Regions from separate parts of the Homo sapiens genome. Here region 1 is linked to region 2. Evidence: chromatin contacts called from ENCODE Hi-C or POLR2A ChIA-PET data. All regions are on one chromosome and are shown on one strand. Each heading gives the region's core, a stretch centred on a gene start or an enhancer-like site at or near the end of the contact. The rest is flanking DNA. Distances are from core to core; before and after follow the strand shown. Region 1 overlaps TMEM120B (transmembrane protein 120B). Region 2 overlaps KDM2B (lysine demethylase 2B).

The links. A loop is a pair of places that touch in the nucleus more often than their neighbours do. ChIA-PET counts read pairs that join two places held with the same protein, here RNA polymerase II (POLR2A). Pooled maps may share reads with other maps.
Region 1: a loop to region 2 is called in a map of sigmoid colon, with 2.0 times the contacts of the local background. The contact joins two enhancer-like sites. A Hi-C loop is called at or near these places in 2 of 168 maps with a recorded cell type or tissue (CD4-positive, alpha-beta T cell and sigmoid colon), 3 of 37 single-sample maps with no recorded cell type and 6 of 50 pooled maps. POLR2A ChIA-PET finds 5 or more read pairs at or near these places in 9 of 52 experiments (A673, AG04449, CD4-positive, alpha-beta T cell and 6 more).

What each region holds. Positions count from the first base shown.
Region 1 is chr12:121,771,695-121,774,713 of GRCh38, forward strand. It overlaps TMEM120B (transmembrane protein 120B), which reads left to right. Exons shown (of 12, transcript NM_001080825.2): 9 at 1,727-1,819; 10 at 2,964-3,019. Among named protein-coding and RNA genes, the nearest start is that of RHOF, 20 kb to the right of the region's middle. RefSeq lists a silencer at 1,588-1,637. Within about 2 kb of position 1,682, at least 14 of the 41 ENCODE cell types and tissues checked have a DNase peak (open chromatin) inside an H3K27ac peak, as active enhancers do.
Region 2 is chr12:121,529,033-121,532,151 of GRCh38, forward strand. All of the region lies in intron 8 of KDM2B (lysine demethylase 2B), which reads right to left. Among named protein-coding and RNA genes, the nearest start is that of KDM2B-DT, 50 kb to the right of the region's middle. RefSeq lists an enhancer at 466-967. Within about 2 kb of position 1,704, at least 23 of the 41 ENCODE cell types and tissues checked have a DNase peak (open chromatin) inside an H3K27ac peak, as active enhancers do.

The DNA of each region.
Region 1 (3,019 bases), core at 432-2,931, 240 kb after region 2:
AGAGCTGTCCCCGCCCCAGGTCAGCTCCACCCACCTCCCAGCCCCCAGCACTGCCTGCTCCTTCCCCAGGCTGGAACCCTGCCAACTGTGACCTTTGGGAACTGAGTAGCATTGGGGATACCAGCCTTTTTTCCAGTCCTAAATAAGTCCTCCAAATGGAAATATATATTATTTTTCTCATCTGAAAATTGCTCTGGATTTGTATACTGGTCCCAAGGGTTGCCTCTGGGGAAGGGGGCTTGAATGCTTGGGGACAGGGAGAGCGTCTTACTTTTCACCAACCTGTTTGTTCCCTTTAAATTTTATCCCATGTGTGTATTGCCTTTCTTTCCCTTTCTTTCTTTCTCTTTCTTTCTTTCTTTTTCTTCCTTTCTTTTTCTTTCTTTCTCTTTCTCTCTCTCTCTCTTTCTCTCTTTCTCTCTCTCTCTCTTTCTCTCTTTCTTTCTTTCTTTCTGATGGAGTCTTGCTCTGTTGCCCAGGCTGGAGTGCAGTGGCGCGATCTTGGCTCACTGCAACCTCCGCCTCCTGGGTTCAAACGATTCTTCTGCCTCAGCCTCCCGGGTGGCTGGGACTACAGGTGCGCACCACCACGCCCAGCTAATTTTTTTTATTTTTAATAAAGATGAGATTTCACCATGTTGGTCAGGGTGGTCTGGAACTCCTGACCTCAGGTGGTCCACCCACCTCTGCCACCCAAAGTGTTGGGATTACAGGCATGAGCCACCACGCCGTACCGTTTCTTTCTTTTTTTTTTTTTTTGAGATGGAGTTTCTGTCTGTCACCCAGGCTGGAGTGCGGTGTTGTGATCTCGGCTCACTGCAACCTCCACCTCCCGGTTCAAGCGATTCTCCTGCCAAGTAGCTGGGATTACAGGTGCCTGCCACCATGCCTGGTTACTTTTTGTATTTTGGTAGAGATGAGATTTCACCAGTTGGCCAGGCTGGTCTTGAACTCCTGGCCTCAAGGGATCTGCCTGCCTTGGCTTCCCAAAGTGTTGGGATTACAGGCATGAGCCATCACGCCTGGCTGTATTGACTTTTCAGATACTACAACCTACATTTTAAGTTAAAACCTGCTTGCAAACAAATACAAATGTATAAAGCCAAGAATGGAAATTGTATATCAGCCCACCCTAGAGGTGACGTTAGTTAAGATCTATGTCCTCTCAAAAGTTTTTATTCATAAATAGGTATATACATGTGTGTATTACATTATGTATCTTTTACAAGTATGGGACCTTTCTGTACATAGAGCTTTACTATTATAACCTGCCTTTTGAATTTTTAACAGTTTATCATGGCTATTTTTCATGTCATTACCACCTCATTTTTAGCAACAACGAAGTATCCCATTGGATGGAACTCTGTCTTGTGTCTTAGCATTGCACAGAGCTCCCAACATAGCACTGGCATAGCTTGCATTCCAGCAAGCATCTATTGAGTGTCTACTGCATGGAAAATTCCAGAAGTTTCAAATCTAGTTGGGGCTTAGATGGGTCCTCACATACCTGTGTTCTCTCTGTGTTCTGGATAAGGGCTAAAGCAGGTTCAGACCAGAGTGTGTGTGTCTGTTTGTGGTGTGTGGGCGTGGGAGAGGGTTGTAACCAGGGCACCCTTTCTGCTTCTGCCCAGTAAAGACCCATCAGCCTGTGCTTGGGGCAGAGAGGTGTGGCCCTGTCTTCCGGGGACACCAGGCCCTGAGCCCAGGTGCTGTGCTCCCCCTGCAGGCTGCGTCCAGTTCCTGCAATATTATTACCAGAGGGGCTGCCTCTACCGGCTGCGGGCCCTGGGGGAGAGGAACCACCTGGATCTCACAGTGGGTGAGTAGCTGGGCCTGGGTTGGAGCCGGGGCAGGTACTGGACCTGCCAGCTCCCCACACCGGGAGTGCAGCCCTGCGAGCACCTCCCATACAGCGGAGCCAGGCCGCTGCCCTTTATCCGAAGCGCCTTCCAGAATTCATCCTGGATTCTGTTTCAGCTGCCAAGTGCCAGGCCAGCTGCATACCAGGCCCCGAGGGCAGGGCCTCTGTCTCAGCCTCTGGAAGTGTCTATTTTTTTGTGTGTGTTCTAGAATACACACACACAAATTAGCCATTTGTGTGTAACATGTCTACATACCAACACGTATAAGTATATAAATGCATGTACACGGGGGAGACATGCCTCACTCTGAAGCCATAGGAGTGCCAGCCAGAAAAGTGAGGAGACACCTCATTGAGAATTTCAGGGGAAACTGTTTTTAATACAACTCTGCTATCTTTTTTTTTTTTTTTTTTTTTTTTGAGACGGAGTCTCACTCTTGCCCAGGCTGCATTGCAGTGGCACGATCTCTATTCACTGCAACCTCCGCCTCCCGGGTTCAAGTGATTCTCCCGCCTCAGCCTCCTGAGTAGCTGGGATTACAGGCATGTGCCACCACGCCCGGCTAATTTTTGTATTTTTAGTAGAAATGGGGTTTCACCTTGTTGGCCAGGCTGGTCTCAAACTGCTGGCCTCAAGTGATCTGCCCACCTTGGCCTCCCAACGTGCTGGGATTATAGGCGTGGGCCACTGCACCTGGCCAACTCTGCTGTCTTTTGACATAGTCATTTCCATCAAATTACTCTCCTAAGTAGGTCCTCCTGTCTCAAGACTCGATAGAACTAATGCATGTGAAAATTCATTATAAAATGCAAAACCCTGTGCAGATTAAAGAAATTAGTAACAACATAGCGCCCAGTGTCTGTGTGTTGTCACCTGGCTCTTGGTGGCTTGAAGAGAGAGAGCAGTCAGGCCAGGTGACAGGGTTGCTATTGTCATAGTGAATGCCCACCCAGCTATGACAGGTGAGGGCTGACCCCCCGCATGTGTGACTGTCCCTGGCTCATCTTAGGGTGACTGGTGTGGCTGGGGGTGGGCGTCTGGTGGAGCTGTGGGGGCAGCGGACCCCCTCAGCGGGTCCTTTTTCTTCCCTCCTCTCCACAGAAGGGTTCCAGTCCTGGATGTGGCGGGGCCTCACCTTTCTCCTGCCCTTCCTCTTC
Region 2 (3,119 bases), core at 454-2,953:
CAAAAAGGAAACTAAAGACCAATATCCCTGATTAACATAGATGCAAAAAACCTCAACAAAATACTAGTAACTAAATCCAACAGCATATCAACAAGATAATCCCTCCATGATCAAGTGGGTTTCATGCCAGGGATGGTTTAACATACACATGTCGATAAATGTGATACACCACGTAAACAGAATTAAAAATTAAAAAATCACACGATCATCTGAATAGACACAGAAAAAGCATTTGACAAAATCCAGCATCCCTTTATGATGAAAGTCTTCCTAAACCATCAGCATCCTATGAGCTTTCAGAGAACTGAAGACTCCATGAACCACGGACTGGGAGGCGTGAGGTCAGTGTGGCAGGAGGAGAGGTGCCTAAGGTCACACTGTGGCAATGAAAACTCAGGTCAGAGGTGGGAAATGCCAGAATTCAATTCTCTGCTTCAATACAGAAAAACTCCCATCCAGGGAGCTGCAAACCCTTTCTGGGTTTCCCAAGACTCTCTCCTCAAAGCCACAAATCAAGTACCACGAATCTCAGATGTGTGTCTGTACGTGGCTCAGAGGGTGTGAATGCTGGAGAGAATCCCCAGGCCTGGGGAGGACCTAAAATACTCATCTAGGGGCTGGGCGCGGTGGCTCATGTCTGTAATCCCAGCATTTTGGGAGGCCGAGGCGGGTGGATCACTTGACCCTAGGAGTTCGAGACCTGCCTGGACAACATGGCAAAACCCCGTTGCTACTAAAAATACAAAAATTAGCCGGGCATGGTGGCGTGTACCTGTAATCTCAGCTACTAGGGAGGCTGAGGCAGGAGAATCGCTTGAACCCGGGAGGCGGAGGTTGCAGTGAGCCAAGATTGCACCACCATGCTCCAGCCTGGCGACAGAGCAAGACTCTGTCTCAAAAAAAAAAAAAAAGAAGAGCAGGCGCAGTGGCTCACGCCTGTAATCCCAGCACTTTGGGAGGCCAAGGTGGGCAGATCATGAGGTCAGGAGATCAAGACCATCCTGGCTAACACAGTGAAAACGTGTCTCTACTAAAAACACAAAAAATTAGCCAGGCATGGTGGCGGGTGCCTGTGGTCCCAGCTATTCGGGAAGCTGAGGCAGGAGAATGGTGTGAACCCGGGAGGCGGAGCTTGCAGTGAGCCGAGATTGCGCCACTGCACTCCAGCCTGGGCAACAGAGCAAGACTCCCTCTCAAAAAAAAAAAAAAAAAAAAAATACTAATCTAGGTCAGTGGACCCCAGTCTCTGGTCCTTTAGTTTTCACTGGTTGGAAACAGAATGAGAAAAACTATCAAAGTTAAAGTACTATCCTTTATTCTGACATTTTATACTTGTAACTTTTTTAGTGTCAGAATAGACCATGGGGTTTGTTGATCTTAACACCCATCTTTAGCAAAATTATAAGTTGGCAACTCTGTATCTGTTCCTAAGTTTTTTTTCACTGGTCCATGAAATCAATGGCTGGGAACCGCTGAACTATGCTGCACCCTCCCTCCCACCCTACCCCACCCCTGTATCTCAGAGGGTGGCAAATTCCAACTGTCCCTTTTCTACTTCCCAAAACTCCAGGGGAAAAAATCCTGGTATCTCAATGCATGACCCTTCAGGCCAGAAGTCTTTGCCAGGACCTAACTGGACTCCTGCTTGCAGCAACTCAAATGCACATTTCCTCTTCCTGCCTTCAATAGACAGCCACGCCCACACCCCTGCTGCCAGGGCTTCTCAAGACCTCCCCCAGCTTGCTTAAGTCACCAACATCAACACCCACACCATCCCACACAGGGGAAAAGTGATGAGCCACCTCCCAGCTCTGCATAAGGCCTGGACAGAGAGACTTAAGGCCTGTTAGGCTCAGAGGATGGGGTTGGGAGGGAACTTGAGGGTCCCAGAGTTCAGCTCCACCCCACCACCATTGTAGAGAGAGCTGAGGTGCAGAGAGAGGAAGAGACCAGCTAACGTCACAGAGTCAGCAGCAAGGCCAAGAGCCTTCCAGTCATCCTTTGAATCCAGGGCCAATCCAGCAACACCTGCAGAGTGGATTGAGCACAGCTTAGAAGGAGGATGCCACCTCCTTCCCGAGTCTCCACTACTCCACATCTGCCAGGGTGTCCCCTATAAACGCTGACCACCAAGTGCAGTTCCCTTCCATCCCAAGCAGGGGTCGGTCCCTTCCCTGAGCCAAGCAGGTCTGAGGACAGACCTGGGGCCATGGTAACAAAGTCATCCCCGCACTAAACCCTGCTACTTCCAAATGCCAAATCTCCCTAATAGGGAAGTCTCCAGTTTCTGCCCAACTTTCTAGAAGCACCCAGGTGTTGGAGGCCCCATCCCCATAGCAGGAACTGCTACTACAACCACCACTAGTGCTTGATGTCCAGACCTAAGACCAGTTTCTAGCCCAACTCTCAGAAACATCTTGGTGGCCTCAAAGGATACTCCTATCCTCTGGTCCAAGCTTCCACCCAGTTGTAGATTGTCTGCAAGCACCTTGAGTCATCCATATCTACTTTCTACTTGTATGCCTCCAGTGACAGGGAGCTCACTACCTAACAGAGCAAGTTATTTCAACACCACTCGGCTATACTCCTTTCAGGAGACAATCCTTCACCTGGCTGACTGCAGTTACCATATGCCTTCACTTCCTCATGTAAAGCAACCCAATTCCTCCTTCAAACACATCTCACCTGATGTGGTTTCCAGACACACCCACACCCCACTTCAGGTTGATTTAACCTCCAAAGTACAATGACCAAGAGGAACAAAACCTCCTTCCTACAGGCTAGGTGCGGTGGCTCACATGTGTAATCCTAGCACTTTGGGAGGCCAAGGAGGGAGAATCCCTTGAGGCCAGGAGTTGGAGACCAGCCGGGACAACATGGCAAAACCCCACCTCTACTAAAAATACAAAAATTAGCTGGGCATGTTGGCGCACGTCTGTAATCCCAGCTACTTGGGAGGCTGAGACTTGGGAGGCTGAGACTTGGGAGGCTGACATGAGAACTGCTTGAACCTGGGAGGTGAAGGTTGCAGTGAGCCAAGATCACGCCACTGCACCCTAGCCTGGGTGACAGAGCAAGACTGTCTCAAAAAAAAAAGAAAAAAAGCACAACTCCTATGT